Linked DNA regions of Homo sapiens: regions 2 and 3 are each linked to region 1. A link is an interaction called in ENCODE POLR2A ChIA-PET data of the cell type or tissue named here. Cell type or tissue: HepG2. All regions are shown on one strand. Region 1 overlaps LOC105371684 (a long non-coding RNA gene). Region 2 overlaps ELF3 (E74 like ETS transcription factor 3). Region 3 has its middle 25 kb from the start of ELF3.

What was found. Peaks named below come from ENCODE experiments on the same cell type or tissue, not always from the same donor. Only the 100,000 strongest peaks of a DNase experiment are listed, where the experiment ranks them.
Region 2: POLR2A ChIA-PET joins it to region 1 with 21 read pairs; 12 of 35 experiments call an interaction of 5 or more read pairs at or near these places.
Region 3: POLR2A ChIA-PET joins it to region 1 with 30 read pairs; 9 of 35 experiments call an interaction of 5 or more read pairs at or near these places.

The regions. Positions count from the first base shown.
Region 1 is chr1:202,080,843-202,088,842 of GRCh38, reverse strand. LOC105371684 (a long non-coding RNA gene) reads left to right here. Exons shown (of 2, transcript XR_001738375.2): 2 at 952-1,116. Among named protein-coding and RNA genes, the nearest start is that of GPR37L1, 38 kb to the left of the region's middle. RefSeq lists a cis regulatory region at 1,703-1,714 and enhancers at 1,637-1,781, 2,663-3,422, 3,423-4,182. In HepG2, no CTCF peak of the experiment used is centred here; DNase peaks (open chromatin) are centred at 2,742, 3,382 and 6,649; H3K4me3 peaks cover 1,701 bases.
Region 2 is chr1:202,014,688-202,022,687 of GRCh38, reverse strand. It overlaps ELF3 (E74 like ETS transcription factor 3), which reads right to left. Exons shown (of 9, transcript NM_004433.5): 9 at 5,505-7,479. The coding sequence ends at 7,365. Among named protein-coding and RNA genes, the nearest start is that of ELF3, 8.1 kb to the right of the region's middle. RefSeq lists an enhancer at 3,987-4,755. In HepG2, no CTCF peak of the experiment used is centred here; DNase peaks (open chromatin) are centred at 3,417 and 3,807; H3K4me3 peaks cover 1,123 bases.
Region 3 is chr1:202,031,591-202,039,590 of GRCh38, reverse strand. No RefSeq gene overlaps it. Among named protein-coding and RNA genes, the nearest start is that of ELF3, 25 kb to the right of the region's middle. In HepG2, no CTCF peak of the experiment used is centred here; a DNase peak (open chromatin) is centred at 4,550; H3K4me3 peaks cover 906 bases.

The sequences.
Region 1 (8,000 bases):
AGTGTGTTTTCAGTACAATGGCTGCTATGTTTTGCTGTGGTTATAATTTAGTCCCTTTGGGGAGGCCGAGGCATAGATGAGAGATGACATGAAGGTCAGGATCTGGTGCTTGAGACACCTCAGGGTCCAGCCCAGGTCTCACTCTCCTCCCCTCCCTTCCCTTCCCCACAATTGGCCTTCTCAAGGAATGTGGCTCTTACCTTCTCATAGGGTCCAGGCATTCTATTTCTCTCCATTTAGGGAAAATAGAAAGTCCCCTGTCACCAGACAGAAAGTACTCTGCTGAGGAGAGCATCCCTCGAATCCGATTGCTCAGAGCCCAGGGCACCCATATGGCCCTGTCCCACTGATTCCTCCCTCAGTATCTCTGACCCATTAAACTCCCTGCTTACCTCTGCCCTCATCTCTCAGCCTGCAGCAAAGCAAAATCCTGGCCAGATAACTTCCCATGGGCAGCAGAAGCTGGACAAAGTCCTTGGGCAGCCATCACCATGGTGACGAGCTGGAGAGAGCTGGCCCAGAGGAGAAGGCAGATGTCTCAGTCTATCTCCCCCACCCCTTCTACCCCTCTGTCCTGTCTTCCTAGCTGCCTCTTTCCCTCTGCTGTGCTCTCCCTGTGTCCCTAACTAGCCCTCTTAGGTCCCCTTTCACTTGTTCCCATCTTTTTCTGAAAAGGGGCAATAGAAATGAACATGACTTATCAAATTTGGAAAGCTGGTAATAGTTTTATACACACATGCACACACACACACACACACACATATTCTTCATCTCCTCTCATCTTTTCCTCCCTGTCTCTGTCCCTGCCTATTTCTCTGGACTGACTGCCCTCCCTCTTCTTCATTTCTCACGCTCTTCATTCTCTTTCCTCTTCCCAGATCTGTTTCAGGCTATCGCCTCCTCCCTTTGACAAGACAGGAGTGATCTGAGCTCCCCTCTTGCCATCTGCAGGAATGAGATGCCTGAGTAGCCCAGGAGGATGCTGCCAAGGGGCACAGCAGAGTTCGCCTTGAAGCCACAGACTGGACCTTGAATTCCAACCCATCTGCCTGATCAGTCATCGATGCTCCCCATGCCTCAGTTTATCAATAAAATGATGTGTTGTGATGACTAGTACATATGTAGATTTCAGCTCATATGAAATCATAGGGACCAGCCTGGCCAATATGGTGAAACCCCGTCTCTACTAAAAAATACAAAAATTCGCTGGGCATGGTGACGTGTGCTTGTGGTCCCAACTACTCGGGAGGCTGAGGCAGGAGAATCGCTTGAACCTAGGAGGCGGAGGTTGCAGTGAGCTGAGATCACACCACTGCACTCCAGCCTGGGTAACAGTACAAGGCTCTGTCTCACAAAAAAAGAAAAAAAAAAAGAAATCATAGTTACACCATAAAGAGAACAGCTGATGTCCCCCAAACTCATCTGTTCTCACCTACTGCCTAGTCTGTCTGGGTCCTCAGTCTGAGATCAAGAGGCCACTCATATATTCCTGATGGCCCCCAGCCCTGGACTCCACCAGTTGCCTCCCAGGGGAACATCCCTCCCTCCCTCCCCCATACACACCCTCTGGCTCCCTCTGCCAGGGTAGCAGCCAGCCATGGCCGGCCTGAGCAGGACTGGGTTGGGAACATCTCCAGCCCCCTTCATGGCCCAGTGTCAGTTTCAAGCCCTTCTGGGGTGGGAGGAGGCTAGGGTGGGGCTGCCAAAGTCAATACAGCCTGTCTTCACGGGCAGGGACCGGTTTGGCACCTGCAGGCCTGGTTTCCAGCTCACATGCTTGAGTCTTGACCTCTCCTGGGGTCAGCTGGAGTTCCTCTCCCTCCAGTTCTCCAGTCTAACGTGTCTCTGCCTCTGCCCTGCAGTCTGGTCATTGCTGTTCAGGACCATAGACCCTCCTGCCATTCCCCACCCCAAACTCCAGACCAGCCCCTAAAGAGCTTTTACCCTCACACCCTCTAAACTTACACCTAAAATGGAAACTACCTACTACAGACACAACTGATGGTTACATTAACGTGACTTTGCTAGTCCATGGTCTTCATTAGCATAACTTTATTATTCCAATAGACTCCGCCCAGGTAAAAGACCTGATTGTTCACTAGGGGAACTTCCCACAAAACCATCAAATCTTCAATGGAAGCATCTACTTTGAGCTTGCTTCCTAACATTGTTTGAATCCCTTGTCTCAAAAATCCTGGCCTTGATGTTTGTACCAATTCTTGACTGTGAAATGGCGATCCTTACCCAGTCCTAATCAAAGCCCCTGCACTGCAAGATCCATCTTAAACCAAACTTCCAACAACCTTACCTTCCCCACTTGGAGAGACTGCCAAATCTCTGTCTCCCTCACCAAGGTGAGCAATAAACTGTGCTTTGTGATATCAGTAGATTGTACTAGTGATTTTGAGGAGCTGGCATTTAACACTTTCTACTTACCTTCCCCCTAAAATGAGCCATTCTGGTCTCCACAGGTGCAGCCCCAATAAGATCCCAAACCTGGCCTTCATCCTCCTAAACAGATGTGTTTCTGGAATTTCTCAGGGTCAAGCCAACTCCCTGCACTATGGCTGCCTCTGACTGGGAGGCCAGCCTAGGGCCCAGCCCACGCCTCCTGACATGTGGACAGAAGGAATGGGAGGCAGGGAAGGGGCTGGATTTAACTAACAAATGGATGAGGGGGGCAGAAGCCCTCACCAATCCAGACTTCTCTCCCAAGCAGGAAAGGGGAGCAAAGCAAAGTCCTCACGCTCTCCAACAGTCGGATTTGTTTTGCAAACTCTGAGGTCATCCTATGTTCAGGCCCCAGGGAAACTGTGAGGGCTGGGGGGAGGAGGAGGAGGCAGCTCCACAAGGGACACACACTGCTGCATCCAGACTCACTACCTCGTCCCCATCCCAACGTGCCCCTTCTTCATGCCTACTTCCAAATGCTCTCTAAGTTCTAACTCCCACTCTGCACAGCAAATCCTGCTCCCTACCCTGCTGCCTGTTTGATAGATGTGGAAACCTGCCAATGAGGAGCCAGCCCTTCCCCAAATGTAGGGGGGCACTAGATACCCCAACATCGGCCTCGACAAAGATAAAACTGCATGCATTTTGAGCATGAGGCTGGAGCAATTCAGAAAAAAGCCCCCTTTCACCCCTGTCTGAGGCCCCTGTGCCAGCAGCGGGACATCATTAATGCCCTTTGCCCATCATGGGCAAGCTCAATGGGAGCCAGGCAGCTGCCTCACCCAGCACTGCCCTGCCCCTACCCCCTTCCCTACCCGGGGTGGGGCTGTCCTTCCTCTCCCCGAGTGCCTCCTGGGGCTCGGGTCCCAGGGCTATACAAAGAGTCCTTTGTCTGTGCTGGAAACAATTGTTCTCCCCTTTATGGAAACATGGGCTGTGTCTCATAATCAAGCCTTCAGAGGCTGGATCAAAGTGCACTGCAGCTTGGGTGCTGGGGATTATGTAGTTGCCCTCGAAGCCACTGACAACCTGTCATCTGCTCCTAATCTTTACCTGTTCCAAACCCACTGAGAACACCATTTCTTCCATGGGCTGGGCCTGTGTGAGCCCTTGGAGAGGGAAGGGAGCTGGGGGGGACAGGAGGAGGACCGGGTGGGTCTCCCCCTCCTGGCACCCAGGGCTCAGGTTACAGCCCCTGACAACACAGCATTGGGTGTGAACGTGCAGGGAGGCACTACCTGGTGAGAAAGGGAGGTGCCTGATTTGGCCCAGGGCCACCCCCCATCTCCGGGATCTTCAGTCAAGGGGGGAACCACCCTTCAGACTCACAGGGGCCTCTTCTCCCTATTTGCTTTGGCGTGGAGTGAATCTCTGCCCAGAGACACATGGGACGGGGTCCCTGTTCTGCCCACAGCTCTCTAGCCCTCTGCCTGTCACCACCCAGCCCCTTCCCACCTCGCGATTCCTCCTCCTCCTCCACCTTGTGGCCCTCCCCACCGTCCCCTGCATCGCCCACACAGGAAAGACTGGCTGGCTCCACTCCCACGTGGGCCTTCCCTTCTCCATCAAGCCAACGTAACCAGGCCTGGAGGCTGAAAACATGCAGGCTCCAGACCACAAACTCCTCCTTTGCCTCCAAAAACATATCCACACACCTTTTCCAGAACGCAACAAAAACAAGTCCTAAATCACTCACCTGGAGATTAAAACCAAGTCTGTCCTCCAAGGTTGGAGCCTTTCTGGGCTAGTGCTACAATCGGTGCACAAAAATCACATTATTAGAACTGGACAAGCTCTTAGGGACAAATTTAGGGGCTTGTGAACCTGTTCCTCTCAGTCACACGCAAAGTTTTGTGCACCAACTCATTATTCTGGAGGTATCTATAGATTATGTTGGTATTTCTTTTTTTTTTTTTTTTTTTTTAGACGGGGTTTCGCTCCTGTCGCCCAGGCTGGAGTGCAATGGCACGATCTTGGCTCACCACAACCTCCGCCTCTCCGGTTCAAGTGATTCTCCTGCCTCAGCCTCCCAAGTAGCTGGGACTACAGGCATGCGCCACCACGCCCAGCTAATTTTTGTATTTTTAGTAGAGACGGGGTTTCACCATCTTGGCCACGCTGGCCTCGAATTCCTGACCTCATGATCCACCGGCCTTGGCCTCCCAAAGTGCTAGGATTACAAGCGTGAGCCACCACACCTGGCCTGATTCTGTTAGTATTTCAAACATAATTTAAGAATCGGCCTTGGCCAGGTGTGGTGGCTCACACCTGTAATCCCAGCATTCTGGGAGGCCAAGGCAGGCGGATCACCTGAGGCCAGAGTTCGAGACCAGCCTGGCCAACATGGTGAAACCCTTGTCTCTACTAAAAATACAAAAATTAGCCAGGCGTGGTAGCAGGCGCCTGTAATCCCAGCTACTCAGGAGGCTGAGGCAGGAGAATCACTTGAACCCGGGAGGCGGAGGTTGCAGTGAGCTGAGATCCTGCCACTGCACTCCAGCCTGGGGGACAAGAGGGAGACTTCGTCTCAAAAAAAAAAAAAAAAAAAAAAAAAAAAGAATCGGCCAGGTGCGGTGGCTCATGCCTGTAATTCCAGCACTTTGGGAGGCTGAGGCGGGTGGATCGCCTAAGGTCAGGAGTTCGAGACCAGCCTGGCCAACATGGTGAAAACCCGTCTCTACTAAAAATACAAAAATTCACCCAGCATGGTGGCGCATGCCTGTAATCCCAGCTACTGGGGAGATTGAAGCAGGAGAATTGCTTGAACCTGAGAGACGGAGGTTGCAGTGAGCCAAGATCGTGCCATTACACTCCAGCCTGGGCGACACGAGCGAAACTCCTTCTCAAAAAAAAAAAAAAAAAAAAAAAATCCATGTAGTCCAGTCCATATCCTTTTACAGATGGGGAGACCGAGCCTCCGAGTGAGAAAACTTTTGTTAGGTCTCCTAACCCCCAGGCCACAGACAGATCCCTGCTCTTTCCTGTGTAGCTTGTCTCCCTGCCAGCAATCACCCACAGGGGTTCCTGGCTTTTTGCAAAGATCACCGTTAATTCAAATGTCTGGGAGACCCCGTCCTTCCCCGGAGGAAGCTTACAATCAAGCGGAAGTGGAATACGTAAGAACTGACAAGCCAGTGATGGCTGAAGGTGGCTGACCAGGCACAGTGGCTTACTCCTGTAATCCCAGCACTTTGGGAGGCCTAGATGGGTGGATCACTTGAGTCAGGAGTTTGAGACCAGCCTGGCCAACATGGTGAAACCCTGTCTCTACTAAAAATACAAAAATTAGCCAGGCATGGTGGCATGCGCCTGTAATCCCAGCTGCTCAGCAGGCTGAGGCAGCAGAATCACTTGAACCCAGGAGGCAGAGGTTGCAGTGAACCGAGATCACGTCACTGCACTCCAGCCTGGGCAACAGAGCAAGATTTTGTCACAAACAAACAAACAAACAAACAAACACACAAACAAACAAAAAAGCTGATAGCCCGGGATATGAATAAATGCAGAGTTCAATGCAATGCACTGAGATAGCATCAAAAGCAGGCCTACTACAAATACACATGAAAACTAGTCTTCCCAGGCCGGGCGGTGGCTCACTCCCGTAATCCCAGCACTTCAGGAGGCTGAGGTGGGCAGATCACCTGAGGTCAGCAGTTCAAGACCAGCCTGGCCAACATGGCGAAACCCCGTCTCTACTAAAAATACAAAAATTAGCGGGGCATGGTGGCATGCGCCTGTAATCTCAGCTACTCAGGAGGCTGAGGCACGAGAATTGCTTGAACCTGGGAGGTAGAGGTTGCAGTGAGCCGAGATCACACCACTGCACTGCAGCCTGGGGAACAGAGCAAGCCTCCATCTCAAAAAAAAAAAAAAAAAAGAAAGAAAACTAGTCCTCCCAAAAAGGCAGTCCAGGGACCTCTGTCCCACCTTCAGGTCTGGCTGGCTGTGGGACTGTGGGGTCAAGGCTGGCCCGCTGACCAGAACAGAGCCCCTGACTGGGCTTTGGTGTGCGTCCTGCCCCCAGGAAATTAGTGTTCTGTTCAAGAGACAGGACACAAGGCCCCCCGACAGCAGCCAGAGAGTTCAAACCCTCCATGGCTCTGCATCTTACCTGTAAAAGCCAAAGTCCTACAAAAGCCCGGTGCTATCTGCCCCTGCCCTAGACTTCATCTCCACCCCCGCACCCTTGGCTCTGTTCCATCTGCACAGGCCCCCTTGGCTTTCCTCACAGGAGCCGCACATTCCAGCTGCTGGCCTTTATAAAGGCAGAAAAGTGTGATCACTTTTCTCACCCACCAGGAGGTTAACAAGAGAAAACGTAACAGATTTATTTAATCAAAGTTGGGTTTTGTTTGTTTGTGTTTGTTTTTCCTCACTCTGTAGCCCAAGCTAGAGTGCATGGTGGGATCTCAGCTCACTGAAGCCTTGACCTCCTGGGCTCAGGTGATCATCCTACCTCAGCCTCCCGAGTAGCTGGGACTAGAGGTGCACACCACCATGCCTGGCTAATTTTTTAAATTTAATTTTCATAGAGACTGTGTCTCACAATGTTGCCCAGGCTGGTTCAAGCAATCCTCCCACTCAGTCTCCCAAAGTGCTAGAATTACAAGTGTGACCCACTGGGCCTGGACTATTTGATCAAAGTTTTATGTGTTCACAACCAGCCTGGGCAACATAGGGAGACCTCATTTCAATAAAATTTTTAAAAAATTTTGAGACAGCCTTCAGAAATGAAGACCCAAAGACCTGGGGAAAACTGTCTGAGTTTATGCTTAAAGGTTGATGAGGAATGGTAGCTGTGTAGAAATGTGATTGGATGAAGGGGTATGATCTAATGCTCAGTGACTGAGAGAGGAAACAGCAAGGCCTGTCTGCTTGATTCTCCTTGGCTTCTCTGTGTAACCTTTCTTTCTTTTTCTTTTTTGATATGAAGTCTCACTCTATTGCCCAGGCTGGAGGGCAGTGGAATGATCTTGGCTCACTGCAACCTCCACCTCCCAGGTTCAAGCAATTCTCCCACCTCAGCCTCCTGAGTAGCTGGGATTACAGGTGCATGGTACCACACCCGGCTAATTTTTGTATTTTTGGTAGAGACAGGGTTTCACCATGTTGGCCAGGCTGGTCTCAAACTCCTGACCTCAAGTGATCTGCCCGCCTTGGCCTCCCAAAGTGCTGGGATTACAGGCGTGAGCCACTGTGCCCAGCCTGTGTAGCATTTCTTCTTCCTAGGCATGAGGAAGGACCCCTCTGGGATGAGGGTCTTTAAGGGAGAAGGGAGAGAGGGAAAATGACCTCTCTAGGTTTTGCTTTCTGGGAGAGGGATTCTAGTTTCTATGGCCTTGGGGAAGAGGAATTCTGGTTTCTGTGACTTGCCTTGAAAGAGAAAGGTGAGCAGCAGGGCAGGAGGTCAGAGAGACTCTGCTTCCGAGGCCTTCCCATCTCCTTTAGTTCAAAATACTCAGCATGCCTTACTTTGGGGAATTGTGTTCTGAGCCCTGCCTGGAAGTCTCTTCTCTGAGGTGGTTCCACAGCTCTATCCTCAGGCCAGC
Region 2 (8,000 bases), 66 kb after region 1:
GAGAGGTTTATATAGATGTCTTTGGAATTTCCTAGGCTCTAGCCTAGGCTTTCTTTCTTTTCTTTTCTTTTTTTTTGAGATGGAGTCTCACTCTGCCACCCAGTCTGGAGTGCAGTGGCATGATCTCAGCTCACTGCAACCTCTGCCTCCCAGGTTCAAGCAATTATCTGCCTCAGCCTTCCGAGTAGCTGGTATTACAGGCAGCTGCCACCATACCCGGCTAATTTTTTTGTATTTTTAGTAGAGACGCGGTTTCACCATCTTGGCCAGGCTGGTTTTGAACTTCTGACCTCATGATTCATCCGCCTCAGCCTCCCAAAGTGCTGGGATTACAAGCCTGAGCCACTGCACCAGGAATTTTTTTTTTTTTTTTTTTTTGAGATGGAATCTCACTCTGTCGCCTGGCTGGAGTGCAGTGGTGTGATCTCGGCTCACCGCAACCTTCTCCTCTCGGGTTCAAGTGATTCTCCTGCCTCAGCCTCCAAAGTAGCTGGGATTACAGGCACCCGCCACCACGCCCGGCTAATTTTTGTATTTTTACTAGAGATGGGGTTTCGCCATGTTGGCCAGGCTGGTCTCAAATTCCTGCCCTCAGGTGATTTACCCGCCTCAGCCTCCCAAAGTGCTGGGATTACAGGTATAAGCCACCGTGCCAGGCCATAGCCTAGGCTTCCTACTCCCCCTGGGTGACCTCTTCCCTACTGGGTCTTCTGCACACAGCATGGAGCCATGCACACAGCAGACAGTTAATGAACACAGAGAGAATGAATGATGTATGTAAAGCAATAACTTGACACATTGCCTGGCACCTAGTAGATACTCAGTAAGCGGTCAGCTGTCAACATGAAGCTCAGGCTCCATTCAACATGATTTGTGACTTTGAGCAAGTTACCTTTCTTTTCTGAGCTTCAGTTTCCTCATCTGCAAAGTGAAGAGTGTTCTACATTGAGTGCTCTGTCCTACAAATCACTGGTAGTTATGATGTAGGGAGTAAATTTTTTTTTTTTTTTTTGAGACGGAATTTCGCTCTCGTTGCCCAGGTGGAGTGCAATGGCGTGATCTCGGCTCATTGCAACCTCTGCCTCCCAGGTTCAAGCGATTCTCCTGCCTCAGCCTCCCAAGTAGCTGGGACTACAGGTATGCACCACGACGCCTGGGTAATTTTGTGTTTTTAGTAGAGACAGGGTTTTTCCATGTTGGTCAGGCTGGTCTCGAACTCCCGACCTCAGGTGATCCGCCTGCCTCTGTCTCCCAAAGTGCTGGGATTACAGGCATGAGCCACTGCACTTGGCCGATGTAAGGACTAATTTAAGGTGCTTGTTCTTCCTGAAAAGAGATGGGTTGAGGGGGAAATATATGCAGAGCTATTACATGGACAAATGAAGTTCTGCCAACTCTCCTCCCTCAGCAGAGAGAGGGGATGGGACAAGACTGCTGGGCAGTGGTGGCATCTTTGGACACTCTGGGTTAAGCAGCCATTTACAGCCCAGAAGACCATGCAGAGATAGTCCAGTGTGCATGAGGGCCCATGCTATGCCATGCACTGAATTGGGTTAAAAGTCAATGGTTTTGGAAGTAAGAAAACTCAATACTTCCCAGTAAGTATCAGAGGCTCTGGTGTCCACCCCAGGCCCTCATAATAGAAGGAACTGGCTGGGCTTCCATACTCATGAGCATCCTCCCATCCCCCCCAACCCACTTCATTAATTTACTTGTTGACATGCCCAACGAGCCATCCTTTTGCCAAGTAGAGGGGGTACAAAACATGCTCCTAGTCTGGGAGCAGTAGGTGAGAGAAGCATAGATGTTTTTAACCAGGGGTTGAAAACTTAGTGCTTCTGGGGCCACACAGGTACTGCATGGTGGAGATGGTGGTAAACTACATGCAAAGACTATATGGAGCAGCCTCACTCCACTGTGACAGATTGTGGTCCAGGGAGAGCTGACCTAGCTGGGCCAAATTTTCTGATTCTTTTTTTCACATTTATCTTTATTTTTAAATTTTTTTGAGACCAGTTCTCACTCTGGTGACTTGTAGGACAAAGCACTCCAAGTAGAACAATCTTCATTTTGTAGATGAGGAAACTGAGGCTCAGAAAAGGAAGGTAACTTGCTCAAAGTTACAAATCATGCCCCGGCTGGATCGTGCAATCAGAGGTTACTGCAGTCTTGAACTCTCAGGCTCAGGTGATCCTCCTGCCTCAGCCTCCTGAGTAGCTGGGACCACAGGTGCACACCACCACTCCTGGCTAATTTTTAAAAAATTATTTGTAGAGACAGGGTCTCCCTGTGTTGCCCAGGCTGGTCTTGAACTCCTGGGCTCAAGTACTTCTCCTGCCTCGGCCTCCCCTTGTTGCGATTTCAGGCGTGAGTCACCTGGCCCAGCCAATTTTTTAAAAAGACAAGCCACAAATTCAGGTTTTTTTTCTGAGAAAATTTTCCTACTTTTAAAAACTTGACAACTTGGGCCAGGCGCAGTGGCTCACACCTGTAATCCCAACATTTGGGAGGCCAAGGCAGGCAGATCACGAGGTCAGGGGATCGAGACCATCCTGGCTAACACAGTGAAACCCCATCTCTACTAAAAATGCAAAAAATTAGTCGGGCGTGGTCATGGGCGCCTGTAGTCCCAGCTACTCAGGAGGCTGAGGCAGGAGAATGGTGTGAACCCGGGAGGCAGAGGTTTCAGTGAGCCGAGATGGCACCACTGCACTCCAGCCTGGGGGACAGAGCATGACTCCGTCTCAAAAACAAAAAGCAAAAAACTTGACAACTTGTTGATTTTTTTGTGACTGTGGCAAACATATCTGTAGTAGAAGGCATGGTGGGTAGTTCAGTGGAGCTCTTATAGGCCAGTGGCAAATGGAGGCAGGGGTGGCTTCCTGAGTGCAACCTGTGCGGTGGTCCCACAGGGCCCTGCGCTTGGAGGACTGCACCTCGCGCATGGTTCATGCTCTTCTCTGCTGTTGCCATTTTGAAATTTTTAATCGTTCTTTTTTTTTTTTTTTTTTGAGATGGAGTTTCTCTCTTGTTGCCCAGGCGGGAGTGCAGTGTCATGATCTTGGTTCACGGCAACCTCCGCCTCCCAGGTTCAAGCGATTCTTCTGCCTCAACCTCCAGAGTAGCTAGGATTACAGGCGCACACCACCACGCCCAGCTAATTTTGTATTTTTAGTAGAGATGGGGTTTCGCCATGTTGGTCAGGCTGGTCTCAAACTCCTGACCTCAGGCGATCCACCCGCCTCGGCCTCCCAAAGTGTGGGATTACTGGCATGAGCCACTGCGCCCAGCCTAATAATTCTTTAACAAGGGCCCAGGCTTTCACTTTGCACTGGGCTCTGCAAATTACCAGGCCTGTCCTGACTGGAGGCAAGGGCTGAACCCATCTGGTGGGGGAAAAGGGCCAAAGAGGAGGTCAGGAAATGCTTCATAGAAGGACCCCGAGGGAGGAGGTGAGTCGTGCAGGCAGGCCTGGGTGTGGCTATGTGAGACTGTGAGGTGGGAGTGTGTTGCGTGCGCTGGTGTGTGCAAGTGTGTGAGGTTGTGAATACGGTCCATGCGAGTGTGTGAGAGCAGGCAGCGTCTGCAGTGCGTGCAGGGGCATGTGAGTGAGGGCTTGTGAATATTTATCTTTGTGAGTGTGAGTGTGTGTGACTTTGGTTCCCATGAGTGTGTATGAATGTGTGTGGTGTGTGGGGGAGGTAGTGGCCAGGGCAGGGAGAGTCACGGGGCCATTTAGCAAATATTTATCGAGCACCTCCTCTGTGCCAGGCGCTGTGCAAGGTGCTGAGGTGAGTAAGCCCCAGCACTTGCCCAGAGGTGCTCACAGCCCGGCGAGAGAGAGAGATGTGTAAACAGACAACAGCAGAGAGAGAGAGCAGATTGAAACCAGACTCCTCAGAAATGCAACCCCTTCACCCACTTCCCCCAGGAGAAGCCAGACTTCCCCAGAATTGGTGGGACAGGTGGGGCTGTGGGATAAGCCAGGAACTGTCCCAGGGGGCCAACCCCAGCCCCTCCTCAGGCACACCCAAACACGACGGGAGGGGTGACCTCCCTCTGACCTGCTCAGCGACACACCCAATCCCACAGAAGCAGATAAGAGGTGACCAGCAGCTCCGGCAGGGCGGGATATAAACAGCCCGGCCCTGTGGCTTCCTCCCCACCCCCACTCCCCAGCCCAGGACACACCTGAGGGGATGCAGACTCTGGTGGGCGAGAGACCGGGCCGTCTCCTGCTAGGAGGCCCCTGGGCTGGTGAGAGTCGGGGTAAGGGTGACTGGTGCCCGACAGAGAGGGCAGCACGGAGGCCAGCCCAGGGGCCCGTGCCAGGACTCTGCAGCATCCTGAGGGGTGAGAGGGCAGAGAACTGTTGGGGAGAAAGGCGTCCCTCCCAGAGCTGCCGTCTTCCAGGCTGTCCCAGGCGCTGCCCTGCAGAGGCCACCTGCCCAGGTGGTCTCACTGAGCTGCAGCGTGGAGGCAGGCATGCTGTGAGCTGGCCCCGCTCTCACCCAGTCAGTGACTTCAGCCCACCACTAGCCTTGTCAGTAAAATGGGGACACCTGGTCTCCTCAGCGAGCTGTGGGGCGGATCAAATGAGATAATGGGATGAGGAAAGCGCCTCATAAACTGCAAATGGCAGGGCAAAGGTCAGCACGCAGCGGGCAGCACCTGCCCCCAGCCCTCCAGAAGAGGGTGAAGGGGCTGAGCGCCATATTCCCAGCCCTCCTCCCTGCTAGGATCTCCTTTAGAAGCTGAAGAGGCTGGGAGTCAAGGGAGGCTGAACAAGCATGTCCCGGGCTCTAGAGGCCCCTCCCCCACTTCTTGGCTAGGTGACTTCAGGCCACACTGGGTCACCTCTCTTCTTTTTTTTGAGACAGAGTCTCCCTGTGTCACCAGGCTGGAGTGCAGTGGCATGATCTTAGCTCACTGCAACCTCCGCCTCCTGGGTTCAAGTGATTCTCCTGCCTCAGCCTCCTGAGTAGCTCGGACTACAGGCGCGTGCCAGCATGCCCAGCTAATTTTTGTATGTTTAGTAGAGACGGGGTTTCACCGTGTTGGCCATGATGGCCTCGATCTTCTGACCTCGTGATCCTCCCGCCTTGGCTTCCCAAAGTACGAGGATTACAGGCGTGAACTACCGCGCCCAGCTGGGTCACCTCTTTTAAGGGTGCAAGGACCCCGAGATATTGTGGCTAGGGAAACTAGACCAGAGTCTAATGCATAATTTCCAAGAAATGGGGTCATTTTTAGACTAAGTAGCTGTGAAAGCTTCCCCAGCTTCTGAGGCTAGACCTACGCCCTGGCCCGCATCCCCTTTGTCTAACTGGCTCACACTTCAGAAGGGAAATGTAAGTAAAAGCCTTTTTCCAAATGGCTCCAGGATTCTGGTTTCTCTCATGACCTCACTTTCCTCTCCAATCAACTTCCCCACTCTCCTTTTCCACCATTCCTTGCTTCTCCAGAGCAAGCTGCATTTCCAGAAATCCACACACAAGCTTTAGTTTTTCTAAGATCCCTTCTTTATCCACATCACTTCAGCCAACAATCTGATTGGTATTTCCAAGACAACAGAGCAGTATTTCAAACTCATGAATGGGATTTTAATGTGCTGTATGGAATTTGAAGCCTCAAACTTAAGGAACTTTCCACCTGGAAAGCATTCTTAAGTAACATCAATGAACTGTCCTCCCTAAAACCTAGACACAGTATCACTGTGGAAACAGAGTAATAGTTCTGGAATCGATTGAGGATTAGGTTAGAAGCGCCCACACCAGGAAAAGCTTCCGGGAAACGGTTTTAGGACAGAATCAAGGCACACCTGTGGAACCTCTTTCTGCATCTGTCAAATGGGGACGCTGTGTCTCCTCTCTTCTTAGGAGAGGATTAAATGAGCCAGAGTGGGCTAGCACAGTGCCTGGCATGAGACTACAGTTTCACTGGGTGCTATACTCACTACCTGGGTGACAGGATCATTCGCATCCCAAGCTCAGCATCACACAATATACCCATGTAACAAACCTGCGCACGACCTCCTAAATCTAAAGTAAAAGTTGCAATTAAAAAAAAAAGAGAAAAAGACTACACTTTCAACAAATGCCAACTCCTTCCCTCATTCTTTCTCAGCAAGTACTCATCTCCATTTTGTTTTGTTTTTTTTTTTTTTTCCTTTACAAGATCCTAACTCTGATTTTGTCAGACTCAAAAGCTGGGATTCATATTACAGATATACAGTTTACAGCACACTTGGCTGGAATGCAAAACCATCTATTCCACAAGGCCAGCCATGCAATTCTAGACATCTTGAGAACATCAGGTCCAAACCCTAGCCTAATAGGAAAAATCAGTCCTAAACAGGACAGACTTGGTCAAGGTCAAGGTCACTCGAGCGGTGTCATGACAGCAGGATGCTTCTGACCTCAGTGTTCTGAGTTCATGTCCTTGCTTGCATGAAGTCTTGTAAGCGTTCTCCAACAGTCTCAGCTGCTTCCTTTGCTCGCCTCCCAGCCCAGTCCATGTGTCTGTAAGCCCACACCTGCTACAGGAAATCTGTAACTCCCCTCTTCGTCAGCCTTTGCCCTCACCCTCAGCCTGGTAGACCTTCATTTTCCTCCCCTCCAACCTCTTGACCATATTCGATCCAAAGGCCCAAATTTCAGTACACAGGTAGCTAAGACAAAGGTTAGAAAAAGCCCAGAAGGCACTTTATTGGAGGTCTCTGCCTCCATTCACAGGAGAAAGGAGCTGGGAGCCCCATCCTAAGGGTCCCAGCATCAGCCCACTGGAGGGCCTGGAACAGTCCAGCACTCTGTGGGAGAGGAGTGGGGAGGGGAATGTTTTAGAAAAAATAGATCTCTATGTACATCTGACATATTTATATAGCACATAAATTAGGGAGTGCTCTGACCCCTGCCCGTGGAGCCCAAGCACTGAGCAGGGAGGTGAACGCCAGTCCAGAAAGAAGGTGCTGGAGCCCCTGCTCTGTCCTCTCCATCACGGTGCTCCCCTAGGGCCTCCCCAGGCCTCCTTGGCTCAGTCCAGGTGTCTGCAGGAGGAAGGTGTTGTCTGCATTTAGTGTCTGAGACTGGGTTTGAGGAGGCACCAGATAAAAGGAGATACACTTGCAGCTATAAAGTCAGCTTCAAACCCCAGGGCTTGTAATTCCAAGAGGAGGGTGGGGAGGCGAGGCCATAGTCTCCGAGTCCCAGGACGATGGCTGACAATACACCAAAACATCAGCTTCTCTCCACAGCACAGCTGGGAGCATTCCCCAGTGGAGGGGCCATCTGGCCTGCCTGTCCTCCCAGGAAGGTTTGCAGGCCTCGAGTGGTCCGTGAGTTTGGTCCCGGGTATAGTTCCAACCCTCAGTTCCGACTCTGGAGAACCTCTTCCTCCTTCCAGCCGCTTGAGTTTTTGCCAAACTTGTAGACGAGTCGCCGGCCATCCACCCGTTCCAGGATCTCCCGTTTGTAGTAGTACCTGGGTGAAGAGAAGGATGGTCAGAGGTGCTTTGGCAGGAAATGGGCCCCAGGCTGCCAGCCCGCCCACCTGGCCCGCGTTACCCCCAGGTAACCCATGCCCACTGGTCTCTGCCTGACTAAGCTGAGCCTGACTCACACTTCCTAAACTCCTCTGTTCTTCACACTGGCAAGCAGAAGCTCTTTCCCTACACTGGCCTGTAACCGTGCCCAGGACACAGGGCTCTTTGCCTTTGCTTCTTTGTATCCTATGGCTGTGACTGGGGTCTGATCATTAAATTACATGACTTTTAAGGCCAGGGAGCTGGGCACGGTGGCTCACACCTGTAATTCCAGCACTTTGGGAGGCTGAGGCGGGCGGATCACTTGAGGTCAGGAGTTCGAGACCAGCCTAGCCAACATGGTGAAACCCCCGTCTCTACTAAAAATACAAAAATTAGCTGGGCATGGTGGCAGGTGCCTGTAATCCCAGCTACTTGGAGGCTGAGGCACAAGAATCACTTGAACCCGGCAGGCAGAGGT
Region 3 (8,000 bases), 49 kb after region 1:
TCAAGCTCCACCTCCAGGGTTCACGCCATTCTTCTGCCTCAGCCTCCAATGTAGCTGGGACTACAGGCACCCGCCACCATGCCCAGCTAATTTTTTGTATTTTTAGTAAAGACAAGGTTTCACCATGTTAGTCAGGATGGTGTCGATCTCCTGACCTCGTGATCTGCCTGCCTCGGCCTCCCAAAGTGCTGGGATTACAGGCGTGAGCCACCACGCCTGGCTGTAGGTCCCATTTTAAAAAAACAGTTCTGTGGCATTAAAGTATATTCACATTGTGGAGGCTGAGCACGGTGACTCACACCTGTAATCCCAGCACTTTGCAGGGCTGAGAATCACTTGAACCCAGGAGTTTGAGACCAGCCTGGGCAACAAAGGGAGATCTCATCACTATACAAAAGCTAAAAATTATCTGGGTGTGGTGGTGCATGCCTGTAGTCCCAACTACTTGGGAGGCTGAGGTCAAAGGTCACTTGAGCCCAGGAGATTGAGGGTGGGGTGAGCCATACCACTGCACTCCAGCCTGGTCAAGACACTGCATCTTAATAATAATAATAAAAAAAGGATAGCCACATTGTGGTTCAGCCATTTCCACCACCCATCTTCAGAACATTTTCATCTTCCCTAACTGCAACTCTGTACCCATTAAACACTAGCTCCCCATTCTTGCCTCGCCACATCCCCTCCTAACAGCTCCTACCAACCACCATTCTACTTTCTGTCTCTGTAAATTTGCCTATTCTAGGTATCACATAGAATAATTGTTCTTTCATGTCTGACTTGTTTCACTTATGATGTAAAGGGGAGTCTATTTAAAGAGAAAACATCAGGCTAGGTGCAGTGGCTCATGCCTGTAATCCCAACACTTTGGGAGGCCAAAGTGGGTGGATCACTTGAGGTCAGGAGTTCAAGACCAGCCTGGCCAACATGGCAAAACCCTGTCTCTATTTAAAATACAAAAACTAGCTAAGTGTGGTGGCGCACACCTGTAATCCCAGCTACTTGGGAGGCTGAGACAGGAGAATCACTTGAACCCAGGAGGAGGAGTTTGCAGTGAGCCAAGATTGTGCCACTGCACTCCAGCCTGGGCAACAGAGCAAGACTCCATCTCAAAAAAATACAAATAAATAAATAGAAAACATTAAAATATATTAGAATTTAGGATGTCTGCAGATGTGGCAATGGTACAGGGTGACTAAAGATGGAAATTCAACAGGCTGTGAGAACAGAGGACTTCTCCCTCATCTCTGTCTGTGGGGATAACTAGATCTGCTAATCTGTGAAATTCAGGACACACGTTGGGAACAGGAGAAAGAGGAGGTGGAAAAGGGGTCAAATGCAAGCTCCCCATCCAAAGAACCAAGCAGGTGCCACTGAGCTCTCCTGGGAGCCTTAGTGCTCCCAGGCCTTTGACACAGGGCTAGCCATCTGCTCTGTACACACCTGACAAACAGCTGATAGGTGGCCCATCTGTGGGCTGCATTAGAAGCCTGCTGGTGCCATTTTCTCACACTTATCTGACTGGTGTGGGAAAATGGCACCAGCAGGCTTGGAATGTGCCCAAACAAAGCCATCCAAGGGACCTCGTACTGTTGTGGATCCATATACATCCCAGAAACCAAGTAGAACCCAATGACTAGATGTCCCATATCTGAAGGTTCTGAGTCAGCAGCAGTGATAATACTTAGGGCAGGATCTGTGCAGTGAAAAGACTGAGATTGGGAAATCCCCAGGGACTTGGGCTGAAAACAAAGCCATTTCCAGAACAGAGAGGGAGCCAATCTCCCTGGAGGACTGAGGTCCTTGCAGAGAATCCTCACTCAAGGTTGCAGTAGGCAGACTCCTCATATTAGTCCGTTTTCGCACTGCTGATAAAGACATACCCGAGACCGGGAAGAAAGAGAGGTTTAATTGGACTTACAGTTCCATATGGCTGGGGAGGCCTCAGAATCATGGTGGGAAATGAAAGGCACTTCTTACATGGCAGCAGCAAGGGAATATGGGAAAGAAGCAAAAGCAGAAACCCCTGATAAACCCATCAGATCTTGTGAGACTTATTCACTATCCCGAAAATAGCACAGGAAAGACGGGCCCCCATGATTCAATTACCTCCTCCTAGGCCCCTCCCACAACACATGGGAATTCTAGGAGATACAATTCAAGTTCAGATTTGGGTGGGGACACGGCAAACCATATCACTCCTACCACTATGGTCTCTAGGCACAATGATCCAGAAATACTGGGATGTGAGATTTCTCTCCAAGGAGCACGTTCATTGCCAGGGATGGGCCCTCGTGCTGAGTGGCCCTGTGTGCCCCAGGCCTGTGGAAGGTGCTACTGCTCCATCTGTGCCTTGGATACCTCCATGCAGCCCAGCCCTGCAAACCAATTGATTATCCTTCCTGATTCAGTTGATCTCTAACTAGCAGCCAGGCCTCACTCAATGGTGCGGTTCACTGGATGTCATCTGCTAATCTCACACGCTATAAAGCCTTGAGAGAAGGGATCACTCTGTTCTCTTCCCACTTTGTACCTTCAGTATCTAGCACAGTACTCCATAGATAATAGTAGCTCGTTAAATATTTGTGAATAAATCAGTATATACATGATCATCAATCCTGATGTGTTTTATTGAATGTCTTTCTTTTATAGTTTTTTTGTTTGTTTTTTTGAGACAGGATCTCCCTCCCTCACCTAGGTTACAGTATAGTGGCGAAATCGTGGCTCCCTGCAGCCTCAACCTCCCAGGTTCAAGCGGTCCTCGCACCTCAGCCTCCTGAGTAGCTGAGACAACAGGTATGCACTACCATGCCAGGCTTTTGTTTTGTTTTGTTTTGTTTTGTTTAGAGACAGGATCTCACTATGTTGCCCAGGCTGGTCTCAAACTCCTGGGCTGAAGTGATCTGCCTGCCTCAGCCTCCCAAAGTGTTGGGACTACAAGTGTGAGCCACCATGCCTGGCCCCCCCATTGTGTTCTTTCAAGATTTGTACCTATACACGTGTGTAATACACACCACACATCTTTACATACATATATGTATAATTTGTTAGCTTTATGATTTTAAAAATCCAGAATCTTGTGATGTTTCTGGAGAAAAAAATTCATATTTTAATATATAATTTGCATTTGCATTGCTAGAGGACTATTTACCAACTCCTAAAGTCAGTACATCTGAAAACAGAATGTGTCATGGAAAATAATTCTCTTTTAAAAATTCACAGCAATTAGGACATATCTTATTTTGAAAACGGAAACATGCTGTGTTCACGCCTGTAATCCCAGCACTTTGGGAGACCCAGACAGGTGGATCAGTTGAAGTCAGCAGTTCAAAACCAGCCTGGCCAACATGGCAAAACCCCATCTCTATTAAAAATGTGAAAATTAGCCGGGCATGGTGGTGCGCGCCTGTAATCCCAGCTACTCTGGAGGCTGAGGCAGGAGAATCGCTTAAACCTGAGAGGCGGAGGTTGCAGTGAGCTGAGATCATGCCACTGCACTCCAGCCTGGGTGACAGAGCGAGACTCTGTCTCAAAAAAAAAAAAAAAAAAGAAAGAAAGAAAAAGAAAAGTAAAAGGAAACAATTCAAGTGTGAATGGAGTCATAGTGGAAAAAAAGAGTTCCAGCCAAATTCTTTTCTATGCAGCATTCCCTGTGGGCAAACATCTCTTAATGAGAGGAATTCCTACTTTCCCAAGTCAAGAACTTGCTGCTCCAAGTTGCTAATATTATAGTAGTTCTATATTTTATATCAACTCCTGGATCTTTTTCTGGGTTGGGAAGTCCTTCTGGTGTCATGGGTAATCTAAACACTAATGAATAGAGCAGGTAGGATGCTGAGACCTTCAGGGGTAAAAAGCAATTTTTAAATATACATCTAAGTTTATTTTTTTTGTTTTGTTTTTGTTTTTGTTTTTGAGACAGAATGTCACTCTGTTGCCCAGGCTGGAGTGCAATGGTGCAATCTCAGCTCACTGCAGCCTCCGCCTCCCAGGTTCAAGTGATTCTCCTGCCTCAGCCTCCCGAGTAGCTGAGATTACAGACGCCTGCCACCACACCCAGCTAATTTTTGTATTTTTTAGTAGAGACGAGGTTTCATCATGTTGGCCAGGCTGGTCTTGAACTGCTGGCCTCAAATGATCCACCCGCCTCAACCCCCTAAAAGGTACTGGGATTACAGGCAATGAGCCACCGCGGCCAGCCTAAACATACATCTAAGTTTAGATGGAAATGTGTACTTAAAACAACAATAGATGAATAAAAAGCCACCCAAGCTTAGGCAAAATGGAAAATGTTATTTGCCATCGGAAGCCTTCCACGTCATATGTATATTTATATATGCTGTAGACAAATTTTTATGACACTTGTGAGCAGTGATGCAGATAAGAGGGCAGTGGCCAAGGACGGGGCGGTCACATACCCCAGCCCCGGCTGGGGTATGTGAACCCGCATACTAGGGTATGTGACCATGCAGCCCCTTGCCCTGTAGGCCTACACCCCAGGACGGGCCTTTGAGGCCCTCCAGGATGAAGCTGGTTAATCATTCACTCTGCTCCCAGGGTGAGGTAATCCAGTCTCCCCAGGGAGAGGTGAAACTTGCGGGTAAACCAGCCCAGCCTGCACTGCAGGGCTGACGTCACCGTCACTGAGCTAGCGAGCTAGTGGAGGTTGCTGCTGGCCAGGCCACGGGTGGGTGGGGAACCTGCGGTCGGGGGTGGGTATGGGGAGTGGAAGGTTGGGGAGGGTTCTCTTGAGCTGAGGGCACATTCCTGACTAAATTCACCCCGAGGCTGCTCTGGTGGAAACCACCAGCTGGTCCCAGGGCCCTGGTGCTGCAGAAAGAACGGCAGGCTGAAGGAAAGAGATCTGTGAGGGCTCCTCCACCTAGTGTGAGGGCCACTTGGTGGAACGGGGCAGCAGGGTGGAGGGGAGTGACTCTGTAGATGGTGAGAACATGGGAAATCCTGCGGAGAAAGCCCTGATTTAGGAGGCTACAGACCCTTAGTCCTGGCTCTGCCATACCACGCCCCATGCCCTGCTGGGCGCCTTCCACCCCCATTCCCCAAATAAGGACAGACCATACGTTCCTTGGTGCCCTCTCTGTGCTTTTAAGTGCCAGCTTCTTACATAGATGATCTCATTTCATCTTCAGAACAACCCCAAGAGATGGCTGTGAGGATCAACCACATGTGAGAGGTGGGGAAGCTGAGGCAGGAGCAGTGGGTACTTACCACGGATTACCCAGCAGTCAAGGCTGACTGAGGACCTTAACCCAGGCAGGCTGACTCTGGCACCCGCAGCCACAATGCCATCCTGCCTGGGTCCCAGCTGACCTCTTCTGGGACCTGTCCCCCCCACCCTCCCCCGTCTGGCATCTCATATCCTCCTCCTTCCTCTCTGCCTTTTCATATCCAATTCCTTGGAAGCCCTAGTTCTCAGAGAGGAAGGCTTATGAAGCGTTGATTCACACAGCTTCCCCATCCAGCCCAAGGGTATAATGAAAAGGAAAAGCCAATCAGTAGCAAAGAGGTCAACCTTTTGCCCATTGATTAGAGCTAAAGGTCCTCAGCCTTGCCAGAGGTCACCAATCAGAGGTTCAAAGATGATAATTAGTGGTCATCAATTTCTTGATGAGGTATCAGGTAGATGCATTCATTTATTCGATAAATTGTTTATTGGATGTCTTCAGTGGGATACACATTGTGAGCAAAGCAGGCAAAATGCCATGCCCTCACGGAGTGTTCATTTTAGTGGGGGGAGAAAGACAATTACAAACAGCAAAAATAGATAAATATTTTGTGTGTCTGAGCATGATAAATGCTATGGAGAAAAATAAAACCAAGAAAGAAGATAGGAAGGCGGGCAGGGCTAGGGTGGGCAATGGGTTACAATTATTTTTGTGTTTTTTTTTATTATTATTATACTTTAAGTTATAGGGTACATGTGCACAACATGCAGGTTTGTTTCACAGGTATACATGTGCCATGTTGGTTTGCTGCACCCATCAACTCGTCATTTACATTAGGTATTTCTCCTAATGCTATCCCTCCCCCAGCCTCCCACTCTCCTTTTGTTGCTGTTTTTTTTTTTTTTTTAAGAGACTGGGTCTTGCTGGGCATGGTGGCTCACGCTTGTAATCCCAGCACTTTGGGAGGCTGAGGCGGGTGGATCACGAGGTCAAGAGATCGAGACCATCCTGGCCAACATGGTGAAACCTCATCTCTACTAAAAATACAACAATTAGCTGGGCATGGTGGTGGGTGCCTGTAATCTCAGCTACTTGGGAGGCTGAGACAGGAGAATTGCTTGAACCTGGGAGGTGGAGGTTGCAGTGAGCTGAGATCGCACCATTGCACTCCAGCCTGGGCAAAGAGTGAAACTCCATCTCAAAAAAAAAAAAAAAAAAGAGAGAGAGACTGGGTCTCGCTCTGTTGCCCAGGCTGGAGCGTAGTGGTGCAGTCATAGCATACTACAGCCTTTCTCTCCTGGGCTCAAGCCATCCTCCTGCCTCAGCCTCTTGAGTAGCGAGGAGTACAAGCGTGCGCCACCATGACTTAAGTTTGTTTTGTTGTTTTTTGAGACGGAGTCTCGCTCTGTTGCCCAGGCTGGAGTGCAGTGGCACAGTCTTGGTTCACTGCAGCCTCTGCCTCCTGGTTCAAGCGATTCTCTTGCCTCAGCCTCCTGAGTAGCTGGGTCTACAGGTGTGCACCACCACGCCCAGCTAATTTTTGTATTTTTAGTAGAGACAGGGTTTTACCATGTTGGCTAGACTGGTCTTGAACTCCTGGCCTCAAGTGATCTGCTTCCCTCAGCCTCCCAAAGTGCTGGGATTACAGGCATGAGCCACTGTGCCCAGCCCTTGCTAACTTTTAAAAATTTTTTGTAGAGACCGGAGTCTCCCTATGTTGACCAGGCTGGTCTCAAACTCTCGGCCTCAAGCGATCCTCCTTAGGCCTCCTAAAGTGCTAGGATTACAGGTGTGAGCCAAGACCGGAGTCTCCCTATGTTGACCAGGCTGGTCTCAAACTCTCGGCCTCAAGCGATCCTCCTTAGGCCTCCTAAAGTGCTAGGATTACAGGTGTGAGCCGCTGTGCCCAGCCTGTTTTTAAGATGGGAGAAATTATAATACGTTTATATGCCAATGTAAATAATCAAGTAAAAAGGAAATTTTTGAGAAGGGAGAGAGTTGCTGGAGCACTGTCCTTGGGTAGGCGAGATGGGAGGGGATTTAGTGCACAAGCGGAGGGGTTAGCCTCAGCCAGGAGCTCAGCCAGTCATCTGCAGTAACAGGAGAGAAGGCAGAGGGTTTAGGCGTGGAGGCTGGTAGGCGGGTGGGTGCAGGGGTGAGACATTGGAGGGAGTCCTCATCTGGTCGCTTCCATTTTCTCAGTGAACTAAGAGGCAAGATCCTCCACCAAGTGAGAAGTGGAAAGCAGATGAAGTTTTGATGAGAGAGAAGGTATAAAATATTCCTCTGAGAAAACAAGAGGGTGAGTCAACTTGGGAAAGGTAGTATGATTGTCAGGTAACACTAGGGCCCACATGAAATTCATGATCAATAATTTAGAGAAGCGTTTCTCAATCTCAGCACTGTTGACATTTTAGGCCAGTTAAGTGTTTGTTGTGGGGAGCTGGCCTGTGAGCTACAGGATGCTTAACACGGCTGGGCTCTCTACCCACTAAATACCTGTAGCACCTACCCTCAGGTGTGATAATAAAAATGTCTCCAAACACTGATGTCCCTGACAGGGGCGGTGGCGGTGGGGGTGGTGGGGGGTGCCAGGTACAAAGCTGCTCCCTACAGAGAACCACCAATTTAGACTGAGAACAGTCAATGTGTCTGTTAATCAGCGCAGGTGCATACTCAGAACGGACAGAGGGTTGGATTTTATCAAGATTGTGGTTCTGCCAAGTGAGAAACACAAAGCAAAAGGGGCCAAGAGAGTTCAGGGTTTCTGAAAGAAAGTGATTGTAATGTCCGATCATAGAATGTAATCTGGGTAAA